Regions from separate parts of the Mus musculus genome. Here region 1 is linked to region 2. Evidence: chromatin loops called from intact Hi-C (ENCODE). Cell type or tissue: gastrocnemius. All regions are shown on one strand.

Evidence for each region. A loop is a pair of places that touch in the nucleus more often than their neighbours do. Peaks named below come from ENCODE experiments on the same cell type or tissue, not always from the same donor. Only the 100,000 strongest peaks of a DNase experiment are listed, where the experiment ranks them.
Region 1: a loop joins it to region 2, with 3.0 times the contacts of the local background. A loop is called at or near these places in 13 of 42 quality-filtered maps.

Annotation. Positions count from the first base shown.
Region 1 is chr11:5,258,147-5,266,146 of GRCm38, reverse strand. It overlaps Kremen1 (kringle containing transmembrane protein 1), which reads left to right and starts at 4,537. Exons shown (of 9, transcript NM_032396.3): 1 at 4,537-4,712. The coding sequence starts at 4,622. It overlaps Gm46268 (a long non-coding RNA gene), which reads right to left and starts at 5,130. Exons shown (of 4, transcript XR_003949640.1): 1 at 4,931-5,130; 2 at 4,065-4,431; 3 at 2,322-2,408. In gastrocnemius, no CTCF peak of the experiment used is centred here; DNase peaks (open chromatin) are centred at 2,866 and 4,403; H3K4me3 peaks cover 2,512 bases; H3K27ac peaks cover 5,376 bases.
Region 2 is chr11:5,177,119-5,185,118 of GRCm38, reverse strand. No RefSeq gene overlaps it. Among named protein-coding and RNA genes, the nearest start is that of Emid1, 29 kb to the right of the region's middle. In gastrocnemius, a CTCF peak has its summit at 3,078; DNase peaks (open chromatin) are centred at 599, 2,548, 3,049 and 5,103; H3K27ac peaks cover 2,096 bases.

The DNA.
Region 1 (8,000 bases), 81 kb before region 2:
CAGGCGAATGGACTCAAACGTCAGCATCCTATTGAAGGCAAGGTGCTGTCATGAATATCCTAATTCTTTCCATGAAATAAGTCTCCGAAACACCCCAGGCATGCAAAGCATTGAAATGAGCATCTGGGGCTGGAGCCCAACACCACATAACTGAGCGAAAGACCTTGAGCCCTTAAGCTATGACCTAGACACTCTCAGCTGTATTTTTAGCCTCCAGGACGATGTTTCCATCATCTGTGCTGGGCTTTCAGCTTCAGAGAGAAGGTGGGGGTAGGGAAGGCCAGAGGGTGCTCCTTTCTCAAGGCAGCCCAATGGGTAGGCGCTCACAGGCCTTCACACGGGGTCACTTTCACGAGTGTGCCACATATGTAGTGAAAAAGATCAGAGTGCTTGGACAGGACAGGCTACCATTTAATGCTCTGCTGTCAACATCTTAAAATTCTTCTGTTTTTTCTTTTGTTTTGTTTTGCCCTTGAACATCCAACAATCCCCCTAACTTAGCCTCCCCAGTGCAGGTGTGAGCCATAAGGCCAGGCTTGAAATTCTTAATAAGTCTGAACACAGGACCCTATATTTTCTTTGTGTGTGTGTTGTGGGGGTGGATAGTCTTTAGAGACAGGGATTCTCTGTGTAGCCCTGGCTGTCTTGGAAGTCCCTCTGTAGACCAGACTGGCCTCAGACTCACAGATATCCACCTGCTTCCTGAGTTCTGGGACTAAAGGTATATGCCACTATGCCCTGCTAGGACCCTGTATTTTCATTTCCTATGCAGTCATACAAACTGAAGAGCTTATTCTGATTGCACTAAGGGTGGAGAGTTTGATGAACAGTAGAGGCTGATACCAGATCTGCAGGGGCAACTTTCTATATAAGGGAGGAGGCACCATCATCTCAAGCTATTATCAGGAAGCCTGGATGCCCTGAGTTGGCCAAAAGAAATTTTTTTTTTTGATCTCCTGTGTGCCCCCTTCCTATTTTCTCCTCTGACACCCAAAGGAGATATAGAAAGAATCTAGTAGCCAGGTGTGGTGGTGTGGTGGTACACACCTTTAATACCAGCACTCAGGACGAAGAGGCAAGCAGATCTTTGGGTTGGAGGCCAGAGCAAGTTCCAGGATCATCAGGGATACACAGAGAAATCCTGTCTTGAAAAACAAAATAAGCCGGGCGTGGTGGTGCACGCCTTTAGTCCCAGCACTCGGGAGGCAGAGGCAGGCGGTTTTCTGAGTTCCAAGACAGCCAGGGCTACCCAGAGAAACCCTGTCTTGAAAAAAAAAAAAAAAAGAAAGAAAGAAAGAAAAAGAAAAGAAAAACAAAACAAAAAGTCTATTAAACTGTAGGTTGGTTAAAGTGCAGGGGATTGGTTTTGCTTCTCTCCAGCGTCCTGACTGATTGTTGCTGTGTTTTGGATGGAACCCAAGGACTCACTTACCCTAGGCAAGTTTCTCTCCCAGGGTTCCACAACAACTCTAGTGCTAGGGTTGGAGGTGGGACTCACTAGAGCGCTGGCCACACAGGCACAGAGAGTACATCTTATTGGTGTCTCTGTAGTATCCTGGGTGTCTGAAATACCCTACACACACACACACACACACACACACACTCACCCACCCACACACACACTCACACACATCTGAGCTGTCCTCAGCACTGCCCATGTTCCTGTCTGTCTTTGTTTTGAGACAGTGCCACAAAATCCATCTAGGCTGGCTTTGCACTTGAGTAGTTGAGGGTGACCTTGAACTCTCTTGATTCTCCTGCCTCTACCTCCCAATCTGGAGATGACAGGCACCCACCTTGTTTCTTTGGTGTCGAGAGCAGGCCTTTGTGCATGCTAAGTAAACACTCTAACTGAGCTATATCCCCATCCATGTCTGACTATTCGTGGAGTGGGGCAAGGCTCACCCTACCTAGTGTCTGCACCAATGTTCGCTGTTGGTTTAAATTGTCTTTGAAGGTAATGCTGCATTTGAGGGGAGAGCCAAGAGTGTAGGGTAGAGGTCACAGGGCTTCCTGGAGGAGCAAACAGGCTGGTGTTGGGTTGCCTTGCCTGAGGAGGTATGAACAAACACCCATTCACCCTAAATTTAGCTCCGACAGCAGACAAGGAAGACTCCTCCCGAACCCAGCTTTGTAACCAACGAATTTATCCAGTCTCACGACAGAAGCTGAGTGACTTAAAAGCAGGCGCATCACCAAAAAGCCCTATGGCCCTTAAAAACAACCTCAGTGAAGCAGCCTTGTGGAGCACTGGCTTCGGTGGTGTCTCCCCATATCACAGGCCCCTGGGGTAGCCCCTTTATTGTTACCACAGACTTAACCATAATCGTATTGCTCTTTCCTTGTTGCAGCTGTGGGCCGAAGCTCTCTGCTCCGTAATGTCCGATGTCCATGGGTCATGTTAGGCCCTCAGTTAAAAAGGAAGAAAAAAGAAAAGAAAAGAAAAAAAAATATATATATATATACACAACAGTCCCACGTGTGGAACCTGGAGGCTGAGTTCTCACTAGTAAGTGAAGGGTGTGTCCACTGGGCGGTGGGGGCGTCCACTCAGAAACACCTAGGGTTCTTGAATTCAGGAACAACAGGGAAAGCAAACGATTGAACAAGATTCTTCTTGCCACAGCTCTGGGTCGTGTGGGTGGAGAGGGACAGAAAGGCAGGCGCCTCGTGGGAGGTATCTACGCCCTTGGGGCCCAGCTCTGGGAGCTGCCTCCTGAGTGTGGGAAGGCTGGGGAGAACACCTGCCCAGTGAGAGGGCGAGGGGCACAGGGCGCAGGGGTGGGTGTACCCCAGGTAGGCCAGGGTATCCCACGGGGCCAGGATCGCCCAGCCCTGCTCCGGGCACAGCGAGTAGGAACAGGAGGGCAGATGTTCCTGCCACCGCCAAGCCTGGTGCAGGCCTGTACTTGCCAGCCCCGGACCAAGGACTTGAAAGCTCTCGGTGCACAGCCCGGACCTGTCCTGCCGGGCGTCGCCGTGGCGTTTTAAGCAAGAGCAATCGGAAAATCCCCGCTGCCTGGGGGTGTGAGGAGGAGTAAGGAGGCTCGAGATCCTGGGGGGTGGGGGGCTGCCTCGCGGAGACCGAGAATTTAAGCCACAGAACCCCAAGTCTCCCCTAATGAAGAGACACAGCGCTTGCCCCATCGAGTTGGGCACTTTTGTTGCTTCCGTATCTTTGGACCTTGAGGTCTTTTATGGTTCCTATTTTGCTGATGGTTGAGCAAAATACATTGGTGAGATATATATATATACACACAGATACATATATATGCAAATATATAGTGTATCACCCATTTTATACTAATTAAAAATAATTTAACTGGGAGTGGGGACACACACCTTTATTCTAGCACTTGGGAGGCGTAGGCAGGAAGACCTCTGTGAGTGCGAGGACAGCCTGATCTACATAGTTCCAAGACTCAAAATAATAATAATAATAATTTAAAACTGGTGTGATGGCTCATCGGTAAAGACAATTGCCACCAAGGTTGAGGACCTGAGTTCCCAGAACCGACAGTGCAAGGAGAACCGACTCCCACAAATGGTCCTCTGGTGTTACACATGCACCCATACACATACAATAAAAAACATATATGTATGTACATATGCATTTATACATACATATATTTTTTTCTTTGTTTCTGTTTTATAGCCCTGGCTGTTCTGGAACTCGCTTTATAGATCAGACTAGTCTCCAACACCAAGACCTATCTGCCTCTGCCTCCCGAGTACTGGGATTAAAGGCGTGCGCCACCACTGCACCGCTGTAAATACATATTTTTAAAAGAATAAGTTGCGCTAGTTGACACGGATATGATAGGATTCTGCACAAGGCTCAGTATGCTGTCCCTTTGGTAGCTGCAGGACTCCACAAGGAGAAAGAACTCCACATTTACTGAGCCCCCACTGTGCGTGCGAGGTTTCCGTGCATTATCTCACTTTGTACAACCGCTTTGTGGAGCAGACGGTATCGACATACCACTGAGCAGAAGGGAGCCCCGTTTTCTTTAAACCTGTATACATTTATACAGATCTTACGAGTAACCAAGTGGGATACGAACCGGGACTGGAGGACTCCAGAACACGCTTTGGCTAGCCGCTACCACGAGCCTAGCAAGAGCAAGAGGTTTGTTCTGGTTACTACCGCAGTGGTGGAACTCGCGCGTGAGTCACGACCTAGGTAAGGGTGAAACAGGGGTCACGGCGCTCGGCCGGTGTCAGCGCCGACAAACCTCAGCGTGGGGACTCAGAGGCAGGACCCGTCCCGCCCTCACCTGTAGACTCCACACCTCGGGTGGCCTCACCGCGCCTGCTGTGGGGGCGGAGCCAGGTGGGGCGGGGGCGGGCTCCCGCGCGTGAGTGGCAGGCCGCGCATGCGCAGGCCGCCCGGCTCGGAATCCTAGCAGGCGTCAGGCAATCCGGGCGGTGCTGAGGAGGACGGGGCGGCGCTGAGGAGGGCGGGCCGGGGCGGACCGGGGCGGGCCGGGGCGGACCGGGGCGGGCCGGGCGGCGAGGGCGGGGCGACGCTGAGCTCCGTCCTGCTCCCATGGCCGCCCCCGGCTCCCGGTGCTGCCCCCTCTGCCCCGGGCCGCGCCCGGGGGTCCCGCACTGACGGCCCATGGCGCCGCCCGCCGCCCGTCTCGCGCTGCTCTCCGCCGCTGCGCTCACTCTGGCGGCCCGGCCCGCGCCCGGTCCCCGCTCCGGCCCCGGTGAGTGAGACCCCGGCCCCCCCCCGAACCCCCTCGCCCTCTCTCGCGCGTGGACCCCGGAGAACCCGATGTTCGGGCTTCTGTCCCAGCACGCGGCGTGGACGCGCCTGTCCCGCGTTACCAGGACTCTGCCCCGAGTGCCGGCTTCTAACTTTGCCGAACTCTGCTTCCGACTTACGGAAGAGAAGGGGGTGCGTGACGGCTAAAGTCGCCCGTACCGAGTGCAGACTACTCTGAGTCCACCGCGGCGTCCGCCCGAGGTGGTGCTCTCGGCCAGGATGGAAGCTGGGATGGCAGCTTAGTTCCCACACGCCCTTCCTTGCCTCGGAATCCTTTCCCAGTGGAAGGACAAGCATGAGGGTGTTGTCTGGCCCAGTTCGGTTTCTTTGCAGGTTGTTGAGAGCTGATGAGCATAGGACATTGGTGAACCTGCCACTGGGGTCTCCACCCTAAGTTGCGGATTGTGATGTTGCGAAGGCAGGGTTTTACTAGTAAAAGAAAACTCAGAGTTGCTTTGTTTTCTTGACAGCTTGGATTTAGGGGAAAGGCTGAGATTTATTTTCTGTGTGATTTTGAGGCAAAGCTGCTTGAACCTCTGTTACTTGATCTGAAAGTGGGGGGGGGTAACTCACTCCCATGAGCAGTGTTGGTGAACATTAAATGATACACTGTAGGCAACTTGCTTAGAGTGTTCCACCATGTGTAGTCATTAAACGATTTAATAATACTTATTATAGTGTTTCCCAGTTCACTAAGGACTAGACACCTGGTTTACCCAGCGAATACTGAATTTCTTTCAGGATGAATCCCGGCAAAAGGCAAAGCTGGGTTTTGGGACGGCAGAATGAGGAGTTCCCAACACACCAAACCTGAGACTCAGTAGAAGTGGTTTCTAGGTGATTGCTGCCTTCTATGGGACTTCTATAATGTGCTCTTTTCTACTGTTTGTAGTATGTGAACAGGGAGGGAGGGAGGGACGTTCCGAGAGCCAGGACGTGTCAACATAACTGTAACCTAGTAACTCCTTCCACTTTGTCATCTTTGTGTTCAGGATTTAATGTCCTCTATGGAGAGAGAGGTACGGGTGGGAGTGGACTGGCGCTCCTTCCTGGAAAGGGCACTGTGAGCCTATTCTGCCCACACTTGCAGGGAGGTAGCATCTGTTAGGCACCGACGCTTTGCTAGGTCAGATGCAACAGCTCTTGGGTAAAGTTGGTATGCTTTTATTTAGGAGTCCTGGGTAAGGACAAATTTATGGCTGTTGTGAAACAGTTTACTAGGTCCCTCAAACTCTCCTCAGCGGGGTTCCTCAGCATTCTGCAACATCAGTGCCTTTGTGATGTTTCCCCTCTGGTTCCAGAAGCAGTTTCAGAAACAAACCACATGGTTTTCAGCATCATATCCTGTCAAGAACCTAGCGACTAGTTTGTTAAATCCTTTCCAATTAAAAAAAAAAAAAAAAAAAGCTGTACACTGAGAATATGCCAAACTTACCATTTCATATTTTGTGATACTGTAATTTTCTCTAAAATTTTGTGGATGGAAAAAATTATTCCAATACTTATATTCTGCACAACTTTGTAATATTTAAATTACTGGTGGTTTGCATTTTTGAATGCTGACTTTATAAAAACAGTTAGCTCATTCCCCTTCAATGTTATTCTAATTATAGTGTGTAGTCAACCCCAAATGATCTCCAGTCTCTCTGCTCTTTTGTCATGCGTTCTCTTCTATCACAACTGATAAGAAAGGCGACAGAGGTTAGTGGTAGCCTTTTCTTGCCTCTCACCATCCTCCTCAACGTCTCATCTGGAATTTGTCCTATTAGTCAGTAATATGTGTTGTTATAAAACCTGAGTTTGGTCACCTGTAAGGCCTGCATACTCTATAGTAATTCTCTTAGCCCCATAGATGGATAATTTAAGTGTTTAAGATGAAGTGAGTCCTCCTTTCCCCCCACCTTTTTTAGACCAGGCTGGCCTCGAACTCACAGAGATCTGCCTGCCTCTGCCTCCTGATCACTGGGACTTTCCCTTTATAAATCTCAAAGCAAAAAAGTATTGCGTTTAGGCTCCGTACTGACCAAATTGGTGTGCTCAATATAGCTGTCAGTACACTTAGAGTTTAGAATAGGTGGACCAAAAGCAAAATGATTAAAACAAAGCTACAGCTTCATCATCTCCATATTGGGAGGTTTTGGTAGTAAGCAGTGTACCAGCTTTAGTTTAGAATCTAAAGTTTTAAAGGATTTATTTATTGGGGAAGTATGGCGATGAGTACTTAATGGGGTGAGTGTGGAGATCAGAGTGTTTTTGGTAATCAATTCTCCCTATCTACCTTGTCAGTCCCTGAGATTAAAAGATCTTCAAGCTTAATACAAACACCTCTAACATCAGAGTCATCTTGATGGCCCCTAGTTTTGAATTTTGGAGCCTGGAACTCTACCTGAGGCTGTAGACCAGCGGTTTTCAACCTTGCTCATGCTCCGACAATTCAATAAAGTTCCTCATGGTGTGGTGACAACCCACCCCCCCATAAAATTATTTCATTGCTCCTTAACAACCGTAATTTTGCTACTGTTATGAATCATAATGTAAACATCTGCATTTTCTGATGGCCGTAAGTAACCCCTGGGAAAGGGTTATTTGACCCCCAAAGGGGTCGGAGACCCACAGATTGAGAAGGCGAACCACTGCTCTAGACCAAGGCAGAACAGTAAATGCTTTAGGCTTTGTGGCCCGTAGACTGCAGCAGGTGCAGGTTCTCGCCTCCGGCTGTGGAGGCGAAAGTAGTCATAGACAAAATGGATAGGCGTTGCTGGTTTTGTTTAACGGTTTAGGTTTTGGGTATTTTTTCCAAGACAGAGTCTCACTGTCTACCACTGTTGTTATTCACTACATAGACCAGGCTGGCCTCAGATTCAAAGAGATCTGCCTGCTTCTGCCTCCCAATGGCTGTTGTATTTTAATACAACTCTTTGGACATTGAAATTTAAAGCTTTCTGTCATTTTTACACGTCACGGTATCTTGTCCTTTTTAATTTTTTATAATTAAGAACCCAGTCTGAACTTGGTTTCTGGGTCGTGATTGGCTCAGCGGCTCACTTATCTAACCTTGCTCTAGGTCATGTGAACCGACTTTTAAGCGGTTACTGATCTGGAAAGCAACACAGCAGGTTGATTTTACTCAATGAACAGACCTTTTACCATTTACTGTGAATTAACCTTTGATACTTGTGAGAGTCAGGCACAGTGATGATACAGTTGTGCTCCAGCTATTTGGAAAGCT
Region 2 (8,000 bases):
GAGTCCTCCACCCAGGAGCCATGCAATAGCAGGCGCCTGCCCACACCCACAGGCCTTTGCTTGCTCGCAACCCTGCTGTTCACTACTTAATCCCTGCGGCAACTGCACGGATTAGGTCTTGTTTCTGTCCCCACTCAGATGGGAGAAACATGGCTCTGAGAGTTTAAATATCTCATCCATGAAGCACTAGAATCAGGCCTGACCCATCCTCCAGCCTGCTTGGTTTCCTGAGAGACAGCATGGCTGAGTCTGGGTTGTGGGAAATGGGAAGGAGCAATAGAGCGGGGAGCTGAGGGGACCCCCCCACCCCCAACACACACACACACACACACACACACACGCGCACACACACACACACACACACACACACACACACACACGCGCGCGCACACACACACACACACACGCACGCACGCACGCACACACACACACACACACACGCACGCACACACGCACTCGTGCCTTCCTGTGCATCCTGGCCCGAGAGAGCCCTAAGGAGAGAGGCTCTCCTCCCACAGTCTGCTCTGCCTCGGTCTCTCCTCAGGGGTCTGCCCAGCAGCTAGGGCAGCTGGCTCTTGGGGTTGTCTGTTCCCGCCCCACCCCCAGCTCCAAGCAGGAACCCAGACCCAGGACAGCTGGCCGCCCCACACTGTTTTCCAGAACCCAGGTTCTTTTAATTATAACCAGTTTGCCATCCTCAGCAATTCTTTGTTTCCCTCTTCTAATACCCGTGAGTTGGACTCCGCCCCCAGAGCCTCCCAGCCAAGCCCTGGGTTAAAATCATTTCCTTCCCACGCAGAGACCCCTCCAGTCTGTTAGTCTGTTAGTGGGTGAGGCACGGCGGGATTAACCACAGGGCCCTCTCCATTTTTGGTTATTTGCTAAGGCTGGGACTCTCCCTCCCAGAAACTCTCCTAGTCTGAGTCTATGACTGGGGACAAAGCAGAGCTGAAGAGTGCAGGACATGGGCTTGATGTCACACCTTGTGCGTGTAACATTAGCCAAATCACCTTCTTCTGCCAGGGAAACCAGGGATTTCCTACCAGAGACACATGACTGCGGACCTAGACTCGAGGGTCTGCTGCTACCGCTGGTTCCCAGACTCCAGTCAAGTGACCTTCTCTTCCAGCCCCTGAGCGCCTCCCACCCCCACGCCACTGCCCATGTGGTAAATTGGTTGAGCACAGCCTCATGTGGTGCACCAGAAATCCCTACATTTGGGAGGCTGAGAAAAGACGTGAGTTCAATCCCAGATTACGCCCTGTTAGTCAATGGAATACCTCATATTTAACTTGGCCGCTGCAGGCAATACCTGTGCTTTTTCTTTTTCTGATTTTGTTTGTTTGTTTGTTTGTTTGTTTGTTTGTTTGAGACAGGGTTTCTCTGTGTGGTCTGGTTGTCCTGGAACTCACTCTCTAGACCAGGCTGGCCTTGAACTCAAAGATTTGCCTGTTTCTGTCTCCCTCCTAAGTGCTGGGATCAAAGGTGTGCACCAACACACCCAGTCTTTTAAAAGTTTCATGTGCACTGGTGTCTTGCCTGCGTGCATGTCTGTGTGAAGAACTGGAATTTTATAGACAGTTCATGTAATGTACTGGTTTCCCCTCCGGGTGCTGGGAATTGAACCTGGGTCATCTAGGAAGAACAGCCCTTGCTCCTTTCTAACTGCTGAGCCATCTCTCCAGCCCTGGCCTCTGTATTCTTAATACAGATAGATTTTAGCAGTAACTAAGGATCGAAGACAGGAGGGGACCTGTTGTCGTAATGGATACATGGCCCATAGTCCCTATTCTTGTGGTTTGATTGATTTTTTTATTTTTTTAAAAAAGGGATCTCATCCAGATGAGACTGGCTTTGAACTTGCGATGTAGTCGAGGTTGGCCTTGAACCTGATTCTCTCCTATTTCCATCTCCTGAGTTCTGGGATTACAGATTTGTGCCTCCATGCCCAGCCATCAGTCCCTATTCTGCAAATAAGAGCTGAGTCACAAACCAGACTTCATGGGACTTTAGGTGATCTTGTTCTGGGGCAGGGGAAGGGAGGGGGCTGGCCTTGTATCGGATGACAAGATGACAAGCCAACAACACGTCCATAAGGGCAGTGTGCTTCTGAGAAAAGAACTGACCTGGTTCCTGTCAGTGACTGCTTTCCCCTCAGTGCATTCAATACATGCTGTGTGTGTGTGTGTGTGTGTGTGTGTGTGTTGGGCAGGAATGCCATGCTGTGTGTGTGTGTGTGTGTGTGTGTGTGTGTGTTGGGCAGGAATGCCATGCTGTGTGTGTGTGTGTGTGTGTGTGTGTGTGTGTGTGTGAGAGACAATCAGAGGACAACTTGCATGTGTTGGTTTTCTATTTCACAAGGTGGTTCCTAGAGTTAGAATTCAAGTTGTCCGATTGGCAGCAATCTCCTTTACCTGCTGAGCCATCTCGGTGGCCCTCTCCACTGCACCCGGGGCTGGCCAGCAAGCCAGGCCTTCCTGCCTCTGCCTCCTCAGGCCTGGGCTGCTGGTGTGAGCAGGTGTCTGGCTTTCTTACATGGGTGTGGATCTGGAACTCGGGTCTTTATGCTTGCTCAACAAGCACTTTCCCAGTTGAGCCAAACCCTCAGGCCCACAGCCCCACGGAGTGTCTCCTGCCTGCCATCTCAGGGCTTAATCTACCTTGCTGCTCCTGTTCCTTCAGAGAATTGCATTATCATTTGCTTCAGTTAAGGCAGTGGTTCCCAACCTTCCCAGTGCTGCGACCCTTTAATACAGTTTCCCATGTTGTGGTGACTCCCCAACCGTAAAATTGTTTTCATTACTACTTCATAGCTGCTGTTACTGTGATGAATCTTAGTGTAAATATTTTTGGAGCTGGACGGTTTGCCAAAGGGGTCTCGACCCACAGGTTGAGAACCACTTAATTAAGGGCCCAACCACAGAAAAACTTGAATGACCTTCATCTCCTTCAAGGCCCCAGGTGGGCAAACAGACGGGGTGAAGCACCTGGCCCAGCTGGCAGCCATGCTCAAGACCTGCAAGGCGCTGGCAGCCTCCACCCTGCAGAAGCCCTCGCCTCTGCAGCCTTGCTCACCAGCGCCTCCCTGTGGTGAGATCTGAGATTGTGCGGAAATGAAAGCTCGACTCGAGCTTCCAGGTAACCTGCATCCTCCGTTGAAGTCTTGGCCTCCAGGTCCTAAGCCTGGACATTGACTTTGCCCTTCTCCTTCTCAGGATGACAGAACCTCTCACACTTGGAGGTCATTTTCCGTTGCTCTGACCTTATTGTTGTGGTGTATTCGCCCGAGAAGACTGCTCTGGTCTCTAAGTCAAAAGAAAGCCAGCCTGCGACTACACTGGGTGTTTGGGATCCCAGTGTAATCTGGAGCTTTTCTCAGCTGAGCTTTTATGCACAAAAACAAACAAACAAGCAAACAACCATGACCTGGGTTGACATACTTCAGTTAACAAGAACAGTTAGCCATACGTGGAACTTCAGAAGCCATAAAATAAGGTTAGTACTGTTAGAGACCTTCCCAGAACTAAGGGCTTTGATGGATTTGATCTTTGTTTATGTTTGGGTTTTGTTTGTTTGTTTGTTTGTTTGTTTCTTGAGAAAGCGTCTCTCTGTATATAGCCCTGGCTGTCCTGGAACTCACTCTGTAGACCAGGCTGGCTTTGAACTCACACACTCACAGAGCTCAGCCTGACTCTGCCTCCTGAGTGCTGAGAGTAAAGCATGCGCCATCACTGCCCAGCTGGATCAGGTCTTTGTTTTGGTGTTGGCAGGTGGTGCTGTCTGCATGCTGAGTCTTCCAGCCAGAATGGCACTTCCATCATGGAGTCAGCTGTGTTACAGTCTGGGACCTGTTACACTATAAGACTTATCACCGTCCCCTCACACTGCCCACGGGTTTATCAGTTCGTGTCTCTGTAACAAATAGCCAACAGAAACAAGGGGGGAAGAGTCTTTCCTTCATGGTTTCTGAAGTCCAGTTCCTTACACTGAAGAAGGCACAGTGGGGAGTTGTGGTTACAGAGGCGAGGACAGGAAAGGGTTCATTTAGAATGAGGCTTGGAGCCAGAGCAGGTTTTGAAGAGCACTCTTGCTGCCCATCAGAGAGCTCAGCCCATCAGCAAGAGCATGATCGTCCATGCCTCATCTGTGTTGCTGACACAGGTATCAGGACCTCTACAGGAAGAAATCACATTACATAACAGTCTTATGTCTTCCATATTTCTTCAGTTTTGTCTCTTAAAAACATTTATATTTGTGTGTGTGTGAGAGAGAGAGACTTTGTGCGTTTTTGTACACTGAATGCATGCACACAGCCAGAAGAGGGTGTCAGGTCCCTGGAAACTGGTGGTACAGGTGGTTGTGAGCCACCATGCGGGTACTAGGACCTGAATCCTCTATGAGTGCAGCCAGTGCTCTCTCAACTGATTCGTCATCTCTCCAGCACCATTGTCTTATTTATTATTGTGTGTGTGTGTGTGTGTGTGTGTGTGTGTGTGTGTGGTGGGGTGCTGGGGTGGCAGGTATGTGCATGTAAGTGTATGTATCTTCTGGAGGTGGACTTAGAGGTGGTTGTAAGCCATCCAATATGGGAGGGTGCTCAGCAAGTGCAGTTACTCCTACCTGCTGAGCCTCCCTCAGCCCCTTTAAAGAAGGCCTTGTTAGGCTGCCCAAGTTAAAGAGTGCACACGTGCATGACTGTGTGTGTATAGGCACTAAAGCCCCAGCTAGGCTGTCAGTGAGCACCTCTGGAGGGGCATGAGGAGGAAGGGGATTGGGGAGCACCAATGGAGGGGCAGGAGGAGCACGGGAGCATTCCCACTTTATTTGATGTGTTTATATGTGGCTCAAGTAGTTTGCATTTATGAACTACATGTGCCATTTTGAAAATACAATGACATTGATCTTTAAAAAGGATGGGAGGCACAAGAAAGCAAGGGCAATCTAAGTGTCCCCGTCATTCAGAAGAAAGCAGCCATGTGTGTTTCCAGAGCACCAAGGAGAATATGTGCCCTGCTTGGACAAGTCACCTGGAGGTGTTCCAAAGCTACTGGTCTGGACCCATTTTGCGGTCCTGCATTACTTATGCCACTGTCCTGCCTCACCCCAAGTCACCCCCAGAGACACCTGCTGAGACAAACAAAGCTTGTCCCCAAAGCCAGCAGAATGTTCAGTTACTAGACCAAAAGTCCTTTTCTTTGAAAACTACAAAATAAACATCTCCAGCCCCATCCTTCCTCCCCATGTGCTGGCAGTCCAAGTTTATGTCTTTGGAAAGAGAAAGGAGAACAAGAAAAGAGAGGGGGGAAAAAAGAGCTCCAGCAAGCTCCCCTGTCCTCCCAAGCAGATGGCACCAAGTCAGTAATGAACTCTCCACATTTGGGACGTTTGATCTACCAGTGGGTCTGCAGCAAGCGGGAAAGCTGCTGAGGGAGGCTTCAAGGCCACGGGATGCTCTCTGGAAGGATGCTGGCAGCGTCTTTTAAATTGAATCAGGCTCTAGGGACCTATCGCCAGAAAGCTTCCCACACCAACCCTCGAGGCGCAAACACAAGAGTGCAGGGCTGACTTGCAGCCTTGATGGTTTGTTAACACCTGAGGGACTGTTTCTGGCTAAGCAGGACAAGTATACGATTTCATTTAACCCTGAGGGGCAGCAGTCACAGTCAGGCCTTCTCTGGGGTGTAACCAGGGACTGAGAAGGCCAGCTGTCATCAAATGCACCCTGACTATGAAATTCTGTCACCAAAGGCTCAGCCTTCTCTCTCTCTCTCTCTCTCTCTCTCTCTCTCTCTCTACCTGGGACTGAGCCCAGAGAGCGGAATTTGTTCCTAAGCGTCCATGTTTGGCAGTTTTTTGTCTCTGTAACAAATATTTGAGGATAAACATTGAATCAAGGCTTTGTGGGGCTTGGAGATTTGGAAGTTTGGCCTGTGGTCAGTCAGCCCTGCTCTGCTCTGGGCCTGTGCAGTGCATCCCAGTGAGAGCTTGTGTTAAGGAAAAACCTGCTCACCTTTTGGCCAGGCAGCAAGAGAAGAAAAGGGGTCAGGTTTGCAACAAATCCCCTTCAAGGACACACCCCAAATGACATAAAGACCTTCCAAGAGGACCTACCCTTTAAAGGTACCACCACCTCTCAATAGCAACAAACGGGGAAGCCACGCCTTCCACACATGGCTTTGGGAGGCATTGCAGACCTAAACTGTCAGTTTAACTGTGGCTTTGCCTCCATGGTCAGTGTCATCTCCACAGAGGCTGCTAGAAAGAACCAGACTAGAAAGATGGGGGTGAGAAAAGGGGTTCCACCTGTGCTATGGGGGAGCCACCATCCATGGTGGGTGAAAACTTTCCAGTCTGCTGCTACAGAGTCACACATACTCCTGTAGGCAAGCCTTCACTCATGCTCTGGTCATGTGTGAGCCTTGATGAAACCAAACTCTAGTTTGATATTGCGTTCTTAGAAGAGGGAGGGAGGGAGGAAAGGAAAGGAGGGAGGGAGGGAGGAAGGGATTTACATCTCCCCAGGGAAGAAATTCTCATTGTTCCAACCACAACACAAAGTAGCAGACAGTGAGTGCCCCAGCAAGGGACAGAGGGATGCTCGCTAACCCTGAGACCAGCCAGGCAGGAACCTAGCTTTACAAGAAAAAAAGGGGACTGGCCGGGGCGTGGTGGCGCACGCCTTTAATCCCAGCACTCGGAGGCAGAGGCAGCCGGATTTCTGAGTTCCAGGACAGCCAGGGCTATACAGAGAAACCCTGTCTAGATAAAAAAGAAAAAAAAAAAAAAAAAGAGGGAACTGGGAAGTGGGGGCAGGGGGGGATGCAAACCTATGGACCGGGAGCTCTTAGGGAGCGAGGACTTGGGGCTGCAGCTCATAGGGCTGGCCGTCCCAGGTATATGGCGTTTGCAGGGTCCTGTGCTCCTGATTTGGCTCTGGCTGTTGGCCTCCTGAGAGTCTTCATTATTTTTCCAAGAAGAGACTCTATATTTTCATTTTGCACTGTGGTGCCCACAAATTATAGTCAGTCCTGAGTCCAGAGACTCTGCTGCTGAGGCTAAACACTTTGCCCATCTATGTCTAGCACATACTACATAGATATTTGTGTGCACACCAAACATGTGTATACCCACCATACGTGCATATAGTCCCCGGTACCAGCATACCCTTTCAGACTTCTCCCTCCAAGACCTTTTTAATGATTTATTTATTTACTTCTTTGTGCACTGGTGTTTTGCCTGTATGTATATCTGTTTGAGGGTGTCAGATCCCCTGGAACTGGAGTTATAGGCAGTTGTGAGCTGCCCTGTAAGTGCTGGGAACTGAACCTGGGTCCTCTGGAAGAGCAGCCAGTGCTCTTAACCATCTCCCAGCTCCTACATGGTTCATTTTACCTATAAATATTTACTGAACATCATATGACTGATATGATAGGATATATGATAGTGTTGATGGCAAGGAATACTGGGACAGACAATGGCCTCTGCTTTGTGGAGCCTGAGGCCATGTACCCTGGCCAGGCTGGCCTTCTGGAAGTTACCTGTCTCCTTGTACCAGCTGTAGGCCACTGAGCGCGGAGGACTCCCGCCTGACCTGGCACCTAGCTCAGTTCACCAGAAGCCTACCCAGGGCGTTGGCCATTGGCTCGGTTGGGAATATTCTAGAGGATCCAGTGAGTCTTAGGCGACACAGAAGTTATAGACGCCCATCCTTTCTCAGCCGTGATGAGATGAACCTTTCAGAGATCAAGAGACCACGATCAAAGGGTTTTTATGTCAGTCTTTCCTTCCTGCCTCAGGCTGTGGTAAGCGGCTGTGATGCGCACATCCTGCTTCCTGCCTCTGCTGGCAGCCAGAATCTCTTCTTTAGGGTTGTTTTTTTTTTTTTAAACCACACTAGAGATCATGCCAGGGCCAAGGCAAGAGCTCTACCCTAGCACGTGTTTGTTTGTTTGTTTGTTTGTTTGTGAGGTAGCCTCAAACTCTCCACCTTCTATCTCAGC